2 separate regions of the Mus musculus genome follow, and region 2 is linked to region 1. Evidence: chromatin loops called from intact Hi-C (ENCODE). Cell type or tissue: left cerebral cortex. All regions are shown on one strand. Each heading gives the region's core, and the rest is flanking DNA. Links, peaks and the distances in the headings are about the cores only.

Region 1 (8,347 bases), core at 75-8,074:
GCCATAAATATGGAACCTCAGACTTGTTCACTTAACTTTTAGCTACATATCTGTGTATATGTGTTTCTGACCATCTATGTCACTTTTGTTTATGCATAACTACTAGCAACTTTTTGAACTAATTGACCTAAAACAGAGAGCTGAGGTATTTGACAAAGTCTTAACAAACTCACTAAACTTTGATATTATAGTTACTAGTTTTTTTCATACACATTTGTCAATTAAACCTCACGTAGATAAAATAAAGATACTAAAATTCTGCTTCCATTATTAAATTTTCAAAAGATAAATAGGGGCTTGGAGATTTTGCCTGGTATGTAGTAAATTTCTGTATCAGATTATATCACAATATCTTTTGTTATTAAATAATATTTAACAAAAATTTATAATATTTGAATTATAGTTATCTTAATGTGCTGATGGACTAGAAGTATTTTAAGAGCCACTGAAAGAAAGTATCCATTTTGGTTTTAGATGTACAAACAGCAAAACTAGAGGGTGCGCCTGTTTTTATGTGTATATGTGTAGTTAAAGAACTATACTATCAAAACATTAATTATATTTGAAAGAGCAGGAACTTATTGTAAGGAAAAGTTCACTGCTGGGTTTCTATTCCATAGAGCATCCCTGAGAGGGGTGAGTTTGTCTCCTTGTCTTACAGTATGCTTCCTTTTCAGAGAGAATCATAAGAGGAGCAGAGAGAAGGAAAAGGCTGATTTGGAGGGGAGAGATCTTATATGCTAGGATGGTCCTGAGCACAGGGAATCCATGTGAAAAATCTGGTGACATGGGGGTCATTCATCACATCTTTGTTCTCTGCTTTAAAAAAATGGTTTGTAAGTCTATCAAACAGATTACTGATAATCTGGGGGGGGGAGTGATTGGGTGACTAAAATATATATCAGTTATCATAGTCTTGATCTCCCAAGTCCTCGTTATTTCACAGATGCAAAAACTTGGTGTCCAAAATTTAGATTTTCTTCCTTCTAAATTCTACATCGTTATGAATCATCTATGATCATTTATAGTTTGGGCTTAATTACTAGTTCTCAGCCTTAAATTACCAATAAACTAATTAATCTGACTAATCTTCCTAAACTCCCAGTGAATACTATAACAACCACAACAAGAAAAGTAACAAACCTGCAACAATGTTGCCAAATAAACTATTAATAATGACAAACTTAAGTTCCATAGCAGAAGTTAACTTAAAATAATTCTAAGGCTAGCAGGAAGAAAATCAAACCCACTTCAGCCTTAGATTTATGTTACATGGGAGGTTGAGCATTCAGCCAAGTTCATGTTTTGCTCACGAATGATTTCTGTCTAGATAAACTCAAGTTTCTGAAGAAAGACTCCCTTAGTAGGTCCTGGTAAATGTTACTGAGTGCTTCTATATTCAGACTCCATCGTGGCTATGGACATGTTCCCCTGAAGATGTATGTCATTCTTAAAGCAGTCTGGAACAGAGGTAGACATGTGAAGGGTTCTTGAGTGGAGGACTAGGGTATCATCTCCCTAGATCACTTATGGTCAGTAGCAAAGTCATGGTATTTAGAAACTATGTTCACAAAGCCAAGGAAATTAATAAGAGTTTTAAGTGTCCAGTGAAGTCAGAGATCATGGATCTACTCTGTAAAGCTAGACATAGCATCTTAGCATCAGTATCTCTTCCCACCCCAGAATGAATTCTTTTGATTGCTTTAGGAACAGGCAGATGTAAAGAAGATTAAAGAAAGTAGATTTAGTGGTAGTAGTCTTCGCCCGTGGTCTAGCTAGGAAAGCAAAACCCATTTCTCCATGTACAAGAGATGCTTCTCTGGCATCTATCCATGTTGGTTGAGCAAATGGTAGCTCAGTCCTAGGTGGAAAAAGTCTGTTAGTAGGTCTACACTTAAACTACTCTAACATCATCTCAGTCTAATATTCTTCCTGTCTACTGAACACCACTTTCACCCTCCACAAAAAGGGAAATGAAATAAAATGAAGGAATTAAAAGGTATGGGGTTAGATTTGGCATTTAGCATTTTAGCATTTGGCATTCAGACACATGTTAATTCTCAAGCAGGTGGTTTATTATTGCCCCCTTTTATTGAGAAGAGAGGGCAGCTGGTTAGGAGAGGAAGGGCAGTTGTGGGAAAGGAAAACAGACACTAAGGTAGAAATCCCTTGTCAGTTCAGCACCTATGGCCACATGAAGAGAGATCTGAGTCACAGGATGGATTGGTGTAAGATTAGCTGCATGCATGTGACCCTAGCAATGTACAATAAAGCAGACCCTAGACTCTTAAAAAGGTAAACAAACAAACAGAAAACAAAAACAAAGACATAAATATCAGTAGCCAGTTTGTGTTCTGGAAACATTTATTTATTTATTTATTTATTTATTTATTTATTTATTTATTTATTTATTTATGTGAGATATTTCCTTCAAACCTCAGTGAACACACAATCCACAACAGAAATATTAAAAGAAGGAAGCAAGGGAGGGGACAGGCACAGCCCCCATTGCTTTAGTTCTTTGTGATCTTTGCTGTTTATGGAAGGAGACTGAGCACCCTTTTACATTTCCTCATAGCCTTTTCATTTTAATGAAAACATTTCCAGTTTGTGAGAACGTTATTTCATTAAATTTCAGCAAAGAAAGAGATGCTTTCATTTCGGAGAATAAATTCACTGCAGTGATGTTCAGTTCTCATGCATCTCTGTACGTCTGCAGTGGGATGTGGCAGATTTGGGTGCTAGTAGATCCACATTTCAGTGGCACCTCAGAATTTCTCAATGCTTGGAGTTTAATAGCCCACTGAATTCACCCCAATTCCTCTGTAAATATACTTCTGCAACTTAAAATAAAACAAGAACATCTCATATTTAATTACAATCAAAATAATGTCTTAAGGAGGATATTTTGTTACCATGGTTCTTTTATTAAGAATTGTGCCTTTTATTAAGAAATAGAACTATCACTTGTTTCAGTAAGAAAATTAAGGGAAGTGATCATTACTAAAACATGGCTCTCAATTCGATTACATATACTCACTAAATATGGCTTTGGAAGAACTTATTTTCTAATATCTTGTATTTTATTTTATATGACTGAGAACTTCTGAACCAAAACTGGAATGTGCAACTGAGAATAACTACATTTAATGATTCTCTGGTGATGATATTTGATGTAAATAAAAACTGAAAGCATTTATTTTAGTGTTACCAGTATGCAGATACTCTTGTGCCTGTAAAGTTTACAAACCTATTTAATTAAATTAATAAGCTTCTATAGCCCAATACCTTAATAAATTTTTAGTCAACAGAAACCATATATTTAAATGCTTATTCATATCCAATGTATGCCAAACTAAATGTACCAAGCATTGCTTATTTCATGCAAATTAAAAGTCAAATAAATATTAGCATTTCTTTTAAAGTACTGGTAATTGAGATTTACTTGAAATCTGCAGATACTGAAGGAAATCTTTGCAGATGCATCTTTATATTGTGAGCAAATATAGATTTTTCTTCCATACTGGGACATGGAGGAGTGAAGAATTAGAGTTGAGTTTCCTGGAATGAAGCTTTTCTTTTAGCAGTAAGCCAAGACATACAAATTCCATCCATTATTCACACTCTATTAAATAAAAGAAACATACATTTTCACAGGCAGGAGTAAGTCCAGGTCAAAAAGAATGAATTGTTTCAAATGTTGCTAACGGTTTTTCCCAACAAAGAATTTTTTCAAGGAGGGTGCAACCAGATCTGTTGTAACTGGCAAAACAAAACATGAAGGTTATGCTGTGGGGATTTAGTGGCTCCATTGGCTGAATATTTGCGAGGCACAGCATTGCTCTGAGTAAGGTTGTGCAATTCTCTTTTATTCTTGAGGACAGGCAGATGCTCAGAGGTGTCTATGTGCAAAGGTCTTGGTTACTGCTAACTTGAAAGATTTTTCAGGACGCAAGAGGATAAAAAAAATGCATGTTTATTGTCTTTTAAAACACACTTTCCATTAGGCTGTGGCTTCCAGCCCTGGCTTCACAGCCGGCAGCTAGCTTTCAGGAAAATGGGGCTCTGGTGTAGTAGCGCAGTTAATGAGGAAAGGATGGCTAGGAAACCCCAACTTATAACCCCATCAAGGGAATTCTCATTGGCAGACACACTAGGAAATGGTACCTCAAAAAGGGTCGTGGGAAGATGGTAATTTTCTTTAGGTGAGTTTTGGAAAGATGCTAAGTGAAATACTGTTTAGGCGATGGGATTAATCGCGCAGCTTACATCGAATGTGCCGGAAATCATGCTCTGTGCAAATGAAAATGAAGGAGTTTTATGCATATTCTAATTTTCCCTCTTTGGCTGCTATTTTGGAGGAAAAGGCTTCTTTTGCTGATGGTGGGACTTTTTTGTTCTGCACAGGAAATGTGTAAATGAACACATTTTTCCCCCTGTTTTTCCTTTCCATTTCCCTCCTCCACTCTCCCCCTCCCTTTGTCAATAACCACATGTAGTTAGGATACTGAGTTCAGATTCTGAGCCCTGACTGCTTTCCCTTTCCAGGTAAGCAGGCAACAGACCCATTGGCAGACCCCTGGGGTCATTAGGCTTGGCCTTTGGGAATGGAAGTGAAGTTTCTATAATACTGAGGTGGAGGATTTGTAGTAGCAACTTCGTCTGGAATCTCTTCTCACTTTAGATCCTACCGGAGCTTATAAACAATGTGGTGGAAGTGCCCTGACTATTAAGACTAGTAAGGGGAGTGATTTTTAATTATACCGTGACAAGCAAGCGACTTTCTACTTCCATTTTCATAAGCCAATCATCTACTGGGGCTTAGTTAATAGGGGCTCTTGGCGATCCTCTGGCGGACTTTGTGCGAACTCCTGAACCGAGCTAGTGAAGGGTGTGTGGAGACTGAGGGCGGGAGAGAGAGGGTTGCTGAAAGGAAAGGGGTTGCTCCCTCCATCCCCTCCTGCGCTGGGCAGGCTTTTCAAAACTAATTCAGGGTAGGGCGGGGCGAGGGAAGACGCCAACAGACTTGAGTTTCTCCCTTTTCAGTCTCTGGATAAACAAAACCTCGGGAACAATCTTCTTCCCAGTTTAGACTGAAAAGCGTGGCGCGACTCGAGCCCGCGCGCTCTTGCGCTCTACCGCGCCTCGGGAAGCAGGGCGCCGGGCTCCACGGTCCGGCCGGGCCTCCGCGCTCTCCTCGCGGCCCTTGGGGAGCCTCCCGGCCCGGCCTGTTGGCGCTGGACGGTCCCTGGACCCAAGGACCCTCGCGGCGGAACCCAGCCATCCTCCAGCCCTGGCTCCCCGAGCTCGGACGCAGCTCGCTAAGGCGCCTGGCGCTGTCTGCCAAGTGCCGGGAGACCCTCCGGCCGCGTGCCCGGGGCTCCGCAAGGAGGAACCGCTGGGAAAGGCCGGAGCGGGCGCCCGGAGAAGGCCTGCGGCGACGCCGCCGGGGCCTGGAACCCTCCGGCGGCGGGCTTCTCGGTCGTCTAGCGGCACCGCCCCTCCTCCGCAGGTCCTCACCGGACCTTCGGCCAGCCCGGTCCCCGGCCTGGGGGGTTCGCTCCTCTCTCTCTCTTCTCACAACAGTCACGTGGCTGAAGGGTGGTTTGGGCACCGGGAGGCTCCTTCCTCCTGGCTGGTGGTGATGTCTTAAACTTTTCCTCTCCAGTTGTTTATATATAGTTTCGGCTTTCTTTAAATGCCTTCACTTCCTAAGTGAGCAGAAGGGAGCTCAAGGCTGAAAGAAAAGGCCCAACGAGAAGGAAATCACTTCTGACTTTTCAGACCTTTTCACTTGCCCCTTTCTCCACCGCGGGCCCAGGATTCACACCAGCAGCTGAGGTTTAGACCTCTTCCTTCATTGGGGCCTAGACCAGTGTCTGCACTTAAGCCTTCCCAGTAAATGGCTGGGTAAGGGATGGCTTCCTTAGACAGGATGCCCTCACTTTGAGGGTGCAGTTTTTTTTTTTCCTTACTCAGCTGAAAGGCAGATAAACACATATGTGTTATCTTGGTGTTATTTATGAAGCTATGCCCCCAAGGGGAGCGGCTAAAGTTTTGGAAATATTTTTCTTGGTTATATATATATATATATATATATATATATATATGCTTTGAATTTTAGGATGATGAAGTTAATCTTAAGGCATTTCCTTTACATTTTGCTGTCTTTTGAAAACAAATTTACTTCTTTAATAAGAGGTGAAGAATACCTTGCAAAAGGAAGTTAATCTCTCATAGAAACGACAAGATTTCTTACCTTCTCCTGCTGCTCTATTACAATTGGACACTTTTTAAACTGACTCACTTTCTTTGTTGTGTCTTTTGCATCATTTAATGATTCTTGTTCTTTAGAATAACACTTATCTTTTGAATATCATAAACATATTTTTATAACCAGGCAAGCAATTTTAGGTTTGGAAATTTGTAAGTCTAAATTCAGTCAGTCGATATATATTAAGAACATATTCTACTGAGCACCAATTGTGTAATCCATGGACTGTTCCCTAGAGCATTTTAGGTCCCACTCTCATTGATTGTAAAATAGTGAAATTATATAACCAATGAGCTAATAAGCATGAAACTAATTTGAAAGGTTATAATTGCTAATCAAATGTAAAGCATATTTATTAGCATCATTATTAAAAGGTGCCAGAGGGATACAGATAAAACCTGTTCCTATCCTCTGGGAACTTACAATCTAGTTGGGCATAAATAATGAAATGTAAATTGATAGAAATAGCTACCAAGCAATGTTCAGTGTCTGGCATAGTGAAGACAGTCAGAAAATGATTGCCTCACATAAATTTGTAGTCCTGCCATTTTTAAACAGAAATATAATACTGTAAGTAAAGGAAGGATTAATTAGGACCATTTTTCATGTAAAATAAATTTGTCCTTCATACGTCACATGTGAGGACTGGGAGCATGTAAGCTGTTTGTATGTGAGGAATAAGGTGGTATTGAGTGTGGGATATGAAAAATCAACACACAGATGAATGTGTAGCAAAACTTACAGGACCCTTATTATTGGCACATTTCTATAAAATTTTTAATACTTAGTTGTATGCATGGAGCATGTTCACGTGAATGAAGGTACACATGGAAGCCAGAGGAATACAGATCTCTCTGAAGATGGAGTTACAAGCGGCTGTGAGCTACATACAACATGGTGCTGAGAACCAGACAGGGTTCTCTGGAAGAGCAGCATTTGCCCTTAACTTCTGGGCCATCTCTTCAACCCTCTCATACTTACTTTTGAATGATTCTATCTAAATACCGAACATAAAGAAAATGTAAGAGGAATAAGAAAAGATTCAGGTCAAATTCTGGAGCATGATATTGCTAGAAAAGGCTTCTCATTAAAGTTAACATCGAATCCCTGACTCTTTGTGTACACTGAAATGATAAACCCAAACATGAGCATATATTCAAATACATAGAGAGCTATATTACCCTAGAATCATATTACTTCCCACTTATTCTTCACTACCAGCAGCCATGGAGAGGACTGATGTAGATGTGTGGGAATAAATCTTGAGATATTGCTAGAGACTGAGACCGAGAGATTGAGATTGAGATACTGGCTGGGCTCAAGTTGTGTTTGGCATTTAGCATTTATACCTACATTCATTCAAAGCGATTTTCAACTATGAGTGAATTTGTCCTCCTACTGTATCCATCCTCTCTAGATGTTTTGGTTTTTATCTACAGAAAAAAGTTAATTATAGCAACTACAGGGGTTGGGGTGTCATTGGCATCTGGTAGGTAAAGTTGCTGGATGCTACTAAGCACCCCTACAAGTCATATTTTATCCCCACACAACCTCAAATTCTTCTATCCAACCTATCACTGGAACCCAGGTTAAACAGTCTTCAGGCCTGATAATATTTAGGATCTCTACACTGGAAGTCCTGGGATTTAAGTTTTATTTTAGTAACATTTTCAATTAAAAAATTTACTGTTTTGCACAGTAAAAAAAAAAAAAAAATCAAAGAAGGCAACATCTTTGGACTTGCCCTGAGGCTTTAGATAGGGGAAAAACTAGGAGGGTACCTGCTGAGATCTGAGGTTTCCTTATTTATTTATTTATTTATTTATTTATTTATTTATTTATTATAAGAACAAAGGTAGAAATCTTCTTTAAGGATTTGTCATCTGAATGCTATTTGTTAAATTAATAAAATGTGTCTTTGGAGTTGCTTAGCAACTTATGAAAAGCTTTTTAAAAGTTCATTTGTTTGTTTAAAACGAGGGTAGGCTGCATATTATTAGCTACATTACATAAATCAACAAAGAAATATACACCAAAAATGGAACATGTAGTTTCACCACGTGCTCTGTTCTC
Region 2 (8,347 bases), core at 109-8,108, 80 kb after region 1:
CAGAGGCAGGCGGATTTCTGAGTTCGAGGCCAGCCTGGTCTACAAAGTGAGTTCCAGGACAGCCAGGGCTATTCAGAGAAACCCTGTCTTGAAAAACAAACAACAACAACAAAAAATCAACTAGTCAGATAATCATATTTTTCAATTTCCAAGTAAGTCTTCAAAAAAGACAATCTGTGATTGGTGAACAAAGAGGTAGTTTCAATTTAAGTACCTTATCTGTGGCATTATGCTTGACCATGAGATACACATAAACATACCACATGTAAATATTTATTCTTCTCTTGTTATTGTAATTATCAAATTTCCCTGGATACATCACCTGCACTAATGACACCTTTGCTAATTGGATGCATATCCTTTGTATAAATGTTAAAAAAAAAAACCCAGCCTGAATAGAGTCATGTGTTTAGTATTCAGGAATAAAGGAACTTTTTAAAAAGCGGGAGAAGCTTGAGAATGAGATGAAAAAGCACAGATCATTCACTTTATTCAGTGTCTTCACAAAACACTGTGATCGGCAACATTCTTTATTCATAGACAATCAATCATTAACTTATTTTTAACTTTCAGAGGTTGTTTGAACTCAGGGCAGCTCCTCTTCAGTACATTACAGCATGTATCTTCAGTACATTACAGCATGTATCTTCAGTACATTACAGCACGTATCTTCAGTACATTACAGCATGTATCTGACTCACTGGATTGAATGTCTTTGGGAGAAAAGGTGCAGTATGATTCAGAATAAAGGAAATTGAGGGAACAAAGCATCATTTCCACTTAAGGAAAAGGTAAAGGTTACATGGATGAAACTTAGTCCTGGATTTGTTTCCCAGGACACTGTCTTATTAATCAACATAAATTTGGAACCACCATTTAATGGCAGAGAAGTTAACAAAGATTTCACTCATTAATTATTCTAAAGAAACAGCACTTTTTAAAGTGTCTGGTTGACACCTCTAGCATAAATTTTGTTATCTTAGGAATTTGCTTCATTCTTTTTATACAGCTATGAATCATTTAATGCCCATTCTTTTAGTATTTAATATCTGAGAGCAGACACTGACAAGGAAATGACCAAAAATCCAAACCTGTGACTAGTACAAAGTAAACAAGGGAAGATTTTGTGTGTGTTCATCTAGTCTGAATGTGAAAAATATTTGTTCTTTTGTCAACTAAGATTCTCTTTGCAAGTTGAAACATTTAGCTCTTTTTAACTGGCTAACCTCTAGAGTAGTGTCAAGGTGTGTTTGAATAAGTCATATGTATCTCCATCTTCTCTTGGTATAAATTTCTATGGCAAATATAAGGTCTCTATGTTTACCTACTCAAATCAAGCAGCTGCAAAATTTAAACATTATATTTTTATATGCAATTTCTAATGAACGATGTGGCTGATTAATGTTCTCATAAATCTATAGCAATCATTCCTTATAGCATTCTTCTTGTATTTATGCTCATGTTTATTAATATTTCATAGGGATCTATATTTTATCGACTTACCAAGACAACAAAAGAGGGTCATGCTTAGAATTTCCAACATTTTTCCCATTCTTTTAATATTAAGCTCCTTTTACAAAAGTATCGTAGCATTTTAAAATGATATGGAGACAGTACTTTCTGGCTTTTAATTCCTATTGATATTATTTCCCTTTAGAAAATGCAATAAATAAAATCAGTGATAATTTGCAATTATAATTAACACTTACCTGAAGAGGAACACCTTTACTATATAGGTAAAGAATTGATAAAAACCTGTAAAGGCAACATTGATAGACAACATATATATTGAATGACTAAATAATTCAATTTAATGAGCACATACTGAGTTGTCAACGTGTGCTGAGTGGTCAAAGGTTGATTGAAAGTCATACAAGAGACTTATCCCGTGAACAAGAGTCAACAACCTAGCCAATAAAACTTTGATAATCACATAAGTATTTAGAAGTCCTGGAATTAAAAACTTTCAGTGTGAACTATTGATACCAAAGAATACTGACTTTTAATTGTTGTTAAATTAATATTCTTGTTGTGAATTGTTTGTTCACTCATAAAATAACACTATTTTTTATTTAATGTGATACACATAACAACTTAAAAATGTTAACCAAGATATATGTGTCTCTTTGAAAATAAAAATGTGCAAAAGGGTTCATAGAGAGATGGCTCAGTGGTTAAGAGCACTTGGTGTTCTTGCAAGAAACACGATTAGGTTCCAAGTACCCACATGGAGGCTAATCATCTGTAATTCCAGTTCCAGGAGATCCATTACCTTTCTATGACCTTTGTAGGTATCAGGCATGCACATTGTACACATGTATACACATAGGCAAAACACCTACACAATTCAGTAAAAAGAACAAGTCTTTTAAGAATGTATGTTTGTGTACTCAAAGAATTAAATTTAAAGATACAACATCAAATCATATGTTTTGAATTCATTTAAAATGATATCTATGTACAAATTATCCATAGCGCTATGCATGGAAGTCATTATTATAGGCTTTAGGTCATAAGAAACATGTTATATGCAATAATGATGCAACCATCAGTGTTCACAACTGAAGGAAATACTGCCTACCATGTGGCCAAAATGTTTTTCACTGAGTCATGGTCGTAAGGGAAATCTTACAAAAACATTGAAAGAAATACTATAGATAGAAATAACTATGCTGCCATTAGGTATGGACGTGAAATATAATAGCACAACTCAAGGGATGAAACTCATCAGGGAATGATGCAGCTGTATCCACTGAACCATCCGTGGTGTGTTCATTCTAATTATTAACGCTGGAGACACATTCTACTCTGAGAACAAATTTGCTTGCAGATTATGTGGCCCTTCAGTACAAAGCAGTGGCTGCCATTGTAACATGATGCATGGTCTCCTTGTGTAGCTGTGCCTGACACACAGTACCACATGATGTCAGTCGGACATGTTGAAATACATGATCATATTAACAATTATTTTGTTATTGCTATTATGGACACTGTTGATGGAAAACACAAAGCAAAAGATTTTGTTGGTAGAAACAGAAAGAGGTAGCACACGAGGGATAGAGTGTGTTTTTCTTGGCTGGTCTTTCACTGCTGTTTTGATTTCATTTTTAGTTTTTGAGGACAACAAGGTAGCTCTATTCTCTATTTAGAATCAAATATGGGATAAATGTCTGTGGATATAGGAAACTAGAAACACAACTTCTGTAAGCTTCTTCATTCCACTCAATTTGACATCAGTGACACTACTAATAAAGTGTGGGTGAAAGTGTGAGGAGGGATTTTGACACAGGGGGCTGTACATTTAAACCTTTACATTTGCATGTTCTGAATTTATAGCATTTGAAACTATGTTAAATATGCGTTTTTGTGTTGAATATTAGAATTCTGCATTTGTCTTCAAAATAGAAGAAAAGGGGAAGGAATAGACATTCCTCAATGAGCATAAGAGATGGAGGAGGAGGCTAAAAAGTTCTCAGTTCCTAAGCATATTTGTTTTATTATAGATAATTGCACATTACTAAAACTTTTAGTTTTAAAAAATATCAAATAGATTTAATTTGTTGTAAAACAAACATTTTGTGGTATATTTTACACTTTTCTAAAGTTTGCATATGTCACATGGCAAGTCTTGTTAGACATATAGCATCCACCAATTAAATTAATATGTCCAGTGTTACACAACTCGTCAGAACAGAAAGTATATATTCATGTCATTAATATTTTTAATAAGAAAATTACATTTTGATGTCCGTAAAATGTTACCTTTTCTTAAATAAAATATGTAAACTGGATATTTCTCCAACACACTGGTCCATAGAACTTTTACTGAAACTCACTGAAATTTAAACCACTGTGTCTCTATTTGCTCTGTGCAACCAAGGAACTAAGACACTCTTGACTTTGAGGAAGAGTAGTAAATGACTATAAGGGTGAGATATGAAATAAATAATAAGTAAATTAGCAAATGTTTAATAAAACAATTAGCTCTGCCCCAGGGTTCTGCAGTAGCTTATGAATCCTTACCAGTAGTAGTTTACAGCTGTAACTTTCAGATATAATAGGAAGCTGAATCTTCTACAGGCAATGAAACAGATGATCAAATTCACAAGGGATTGCGTCAGGCTTTTTCCAGTACTAAAGAAACATATTAATCCTTGTCACTGTTTTCAGAAACGCTGTGACAGAAATAAACCTGTACTGTAACTTGGCCCTTTTAATGAGCTTCTGCAGTGTGGGCTTTTCACTCAGCACCTGAAAAACACAACAAAACACCTTTTATATTAAAGATGTGAGGTTTGCTGCTGGCTAAATTTGTACACACAAGTCTATAAACCAGTGCTCAGCCAGCTGGGAAGCAAGAAAGCAAATTCAGATTCTGCCATGAACTTCACAGACCAATTATCTACTTGGAATCATGGGAGTTTAACAAACAAATACCAGCCCCCGCTGAGCCTTTTCAGGCCAGCAGCTTATGGGTGATTCAGTAGCATCTGAGGCTTTTAGACTGATCAATTCTTAATCACAAAGCGCAAAAATTATTCTCAGACTCATGTCAGTTTCTTTGGACACCTTTGTTAACAATCTGCTTCAAATCATTTTTTTTTTAAGAAACTGCAGACACTGTTTTTATTGACTCCCCACTTGTAAAATGTTTATAGCTTGTTAATTTATATTTACCCCTTTACTTTTGCCTGCAAATCAACATCACTTAGCACAGTTTGGTTACACTTTGTCCAAAGGAAATTACAGAAGCCTGCTATGGGGCTAAAATGAAGGAAAGCTGCGGGAAAATCAATGCACTGCTGATTAAACAGATCGTAGCAAATTCACGGCTGTATGCTACAGCATGGAGACAGACAGTGTGATGCCTATCTAGCAGTTAATGCGCTCTGCGTCAGGTGAAGACAATTTCAGAACAAGGCAAAATCACCCAGAGAAGCAAGAACTGCCTCACCCAAGAACGCGAGTGTTTGGACGAAACTTACATTCCTTTTAAGCCAGTGCTTCACTGGGGAAATTAAAGTCACTTGGATGTTTGAAGAAATAAAACATTGTGGTGTGGTGTATCTTTAACTGTGATATTTTTACCATGAAAAGAATCATGTCATGGCAAAATACTCCCTCTGATCACAAGTCAGACTGTTTTTCCCTTTTCTCTTTTTATGGAATTTTAAGATTATTGACATTTTCTTTGTAGAATATCAATTAAAAATTTGTCTCTGGCCAAAATGAGATTGTTTATAGAGCATATCTGTATTAGTCATTGTATCTAATGAACATGTTCTAAAGAACTGAAATGCATGACTATTTTCTTATATTAAAATACAAGAATAAACAGAGAATCAGCCAGGTGTAAAAAGAAAATGCAGTTCATACATAATTAATTAAAATATATTGGGAATGCACAATATGAACGCAGGCTGGATACAAAGATAGCATATGTTTTCAAATCATTGTCAAGAGATAACCTTGGGATTACAAAGAGCTGTGTGCTGTTGTGGTTGTAGGTAAGGAACTCTGAGTTGTGGAAATCTGTTTAGGTTTCTGTGAGGCCAGGCTTTAGGTTATGTAGAAAAGTATGTGTGTCCTAAGTCAAGATCAGAGGTAGTGCCCTGTTTTAAACCAGTGTGAACTGCTCTGTGGCAAACTGAGTGTAAATGAAAGAAATTGGAAAAAATAACAAAAAAACCCAATGTTAAATATAATTATGTAATATAAATGTAAAATGTAAAATGAAAAATGTAATGAGAAGATATGATATCTCCACTCTTTTTCATTTTATATGAACATTTATGTAGCAACCTGCCATCTCTTCTTTGCCACAATTTGGTCCCATATTTTATCTTGTGACACCAGGGTAAAGTCTGTGGCACTACTGGCTGTTATTTATTTGCAATAACTAGGGCTTTGATAGGTTATGTTATTCTGGCAGATACGTTTCACTAGTAAGTCTTCACATTAAAATTCATACTTGGGAAATTTTTGTTCTAGACATCGGAGCCAACTTATTCTCAATCGTTGATGTTTTTAATCTTCTTCTTTTCAAAATATCAAAGTCTTTCAAATGGTAGCATGGTTATGCTCGTTGCCAAATTCCATGTGTTAAAATGAAGGTGTTTTTGAGTCATCAAAGCTTATAAAAAGACCTTTAACAAGTAAACAGCTTTCCTCCTTAAAAAAAAAAAAAACCTGGAAGATGTGGTATAAGAAAACACATTCATGGACACCATATGTGAACCAAGTTTTATGTCAAGATTTTGAGATTTATTTTGAGGATTCCTAGAAAATTAGGGACTTAACATTACTGATTGAAGAGGTCTACTCTGTATCACTCTTTTCACTTGTGTGCATGTGTCGAGTGTCATGTGTGTGTTGTGTATGTGTTGTGTATGTGTTGTGTGTGTGTCTATTTGTTGTGTATGTTGGGTATGTGTTGGTGTGTTGTATATGTATTGTGTGTATTGTGTTGTGTTTGTGTGTTTTGTGTGCATGTGTGCACGAGTATGTGCAAACGTACATGCATGTATAAAACTGAAGGCCTCTTGCTTTGATTATTCTATTGAAAATATCAATAGACAAACTTGTTTAGAAGAAGAAAGTGCAAAAGGTGTTCAGTAGCTTCAGAATGTGAAGAGCAACCATCAGTTCAGCATTTCCTTGTCAGCTCATCACTTTCTCGTGTTGCAGATCAACATTTTTTATGTGAAAAGTTCAAAATGAAGAGCTCATTCAATACAGAGTAGAAAATGCCTTTGTTATACCACAATAACAAAGCAATGAGCATCAAAGAAAAAGAATGCATTGTAGATAATACCTAAAAATTCTTTTGTTTGAAACTCATATTGGTTTAGTGGGTTGCATATTTTTAGATTATTCTGTTCTTTGTGGAAATCAAAAACTTAAATTGAAGAAATATTAGGACAAGAGGTAATGGGCAAAGTCTGAATATTATAACTATAAATGTCTTAATTGAAATAATTAACCAAGATTCAAAATTTCAGTAGATATTTTTAAGATTTTTACAGTTCCAGTAAGTTAACAACTGTTGTTTGTAAACACACATTACTTTATTCAAAATCTATAGACTACATGAATCTGATAGTTGGCAGGGGTTTGAGTTCCCATTGGTAGAAACCTAAGTTTTCTTATTAATACATGGTAATTTATCACCATTAAGTATATGATCCCTCTGGAAAAAATTGATGCACATTGCTCTCTAGACTATAATTTCAGAGCTCATGATATTAATCTTTAATTAAATTATAGTTATTTTAGAAATATATGTCCTTAATTAAATTATAGCATGCATATGAAGAAGAAATGACTATGGTATGATTAAAACATGGTTTAAAATATACTACTGTAATTTGAATGCTGTCTGTCATCACTGAAGTATGACTAACAAGGCTTTAGAAATGACTAGAAAGTCAACTGAAAAGATGCCAAGTAAAACTATTGTGCTCTTTAAAACAGTGCATTAAATTTTTTGGACAGTTTCTTTATTAAATCTAAATATACTTCTTATAGGGCATACAGTATTACATTTCTAAATTAATTGCCATATTCTCATTTGTTAAAGAATTCACTCCATGTGAAAAGCAAAGTCTCACTAGATGTGAATTTTACACTGCGCTAGATCAATCCCAATACCAGTAAATGGATATTATTAAACAGCATGGGGTAGTGCAAACTGGGAAAGAAAACTTGTAGTGTGCTGCCTTTGAGCAGACCTGGCTTGCATGCTGTGACAGGGCAATTGTCGACATGCTTTTTCATGCCAATCTGCAGCTTTTTCAACTCTAGATGCTATGGCAACCAGGGTTTAACAGACTAAGCAGCTAACAAGCTTCCCTGATGGAATTGTCTGGTTGTGTGATTGCCTTGTCTTAGGGAAAATATAAAATAGAATGAAGACGTTTGTGGACATTTGTCAAACTGATTATAATTTGGACAGTTGAATCATAATTGTCTGTTGTGTGCTGTACAGTAGTGACATATGCTATTTTCCACGTTCCATGCAGAGCACACCAGTGCATTCCCAGATAGGATTCATCTCCTTTGGGAACAATGGATCTGGGATGCTGTTGGTTCCCTGAAACATGGCAGTCCACATCTCCCTCCAGATCACCTGCAAAACAAAGTACATAGAACAGTGTGTATACACACACACATACACACACACACACACATACACATATATATATATATGTACTATTTGAGAAGCTTATGTTTAATTTGAGCTATATTTGTATGAAATATAATGAATACAACTTGATGCAAAAAGATATTTCTCTTCTAGCATAAGTTGTAGATCAAAATATGCAAGTGAATTAATTTTTATTTATGA

What was found. A loop is a pair of places that touch in the nucleus more often than their neighbours do. Peaks named below come from ENCODE experiments on the same cell type or tissue, not always from the same donor. Only the 100,000 strongest peaks of a DNase experiment are listed, where the experiment ranks them.
Region 2: it touches region 1 in a loop (4-fold over the local background); 3 of 42 quality-filtered maps call a loop at or near these places.

What each region holds. Positions count from the first base shown.
Region 1 is chr12:49,396,193-49,404,539 of GRCm38, forward strand. All of the region lies in intron 2 of 3110039M20Rik (RIKEN cDNA 3110039M20 gene), which reads left to right. Among named protein-coding and RNA genes, the nearest start is that of 3110039M20Rik, 11 kb to the left of the region's middle. In left cerebral cortex, for the core only: a CTCF peak has its summit at 4,848; no DNase peak of the experiment used is centred there; H3K4me3 peaks cover 2,428 bases; H3K27ac peaks cover 6,806 bases.
Region 2 is chr12:49,476,507-49,484,853 of GRCm38, forward strand. 1810007C17Rik (RIKEN cDNA 1810007C17 gene) reads right to left here and starts at 4,356. Exons shown (of 3, transcript NR_045472.1): 1 at 4,024-4,356; 2 at 1,504-1,651; 3 at 487-713. In left cerebral cortex, for the core only: no CTCF peak of the experiment used is centred there; DNase peaks (open chromatin) are centred at 4,322, 4,845 and 6,074; H3K4me3 peaks cover 350 bases; H3K27ac peaks cover 1,638 bases.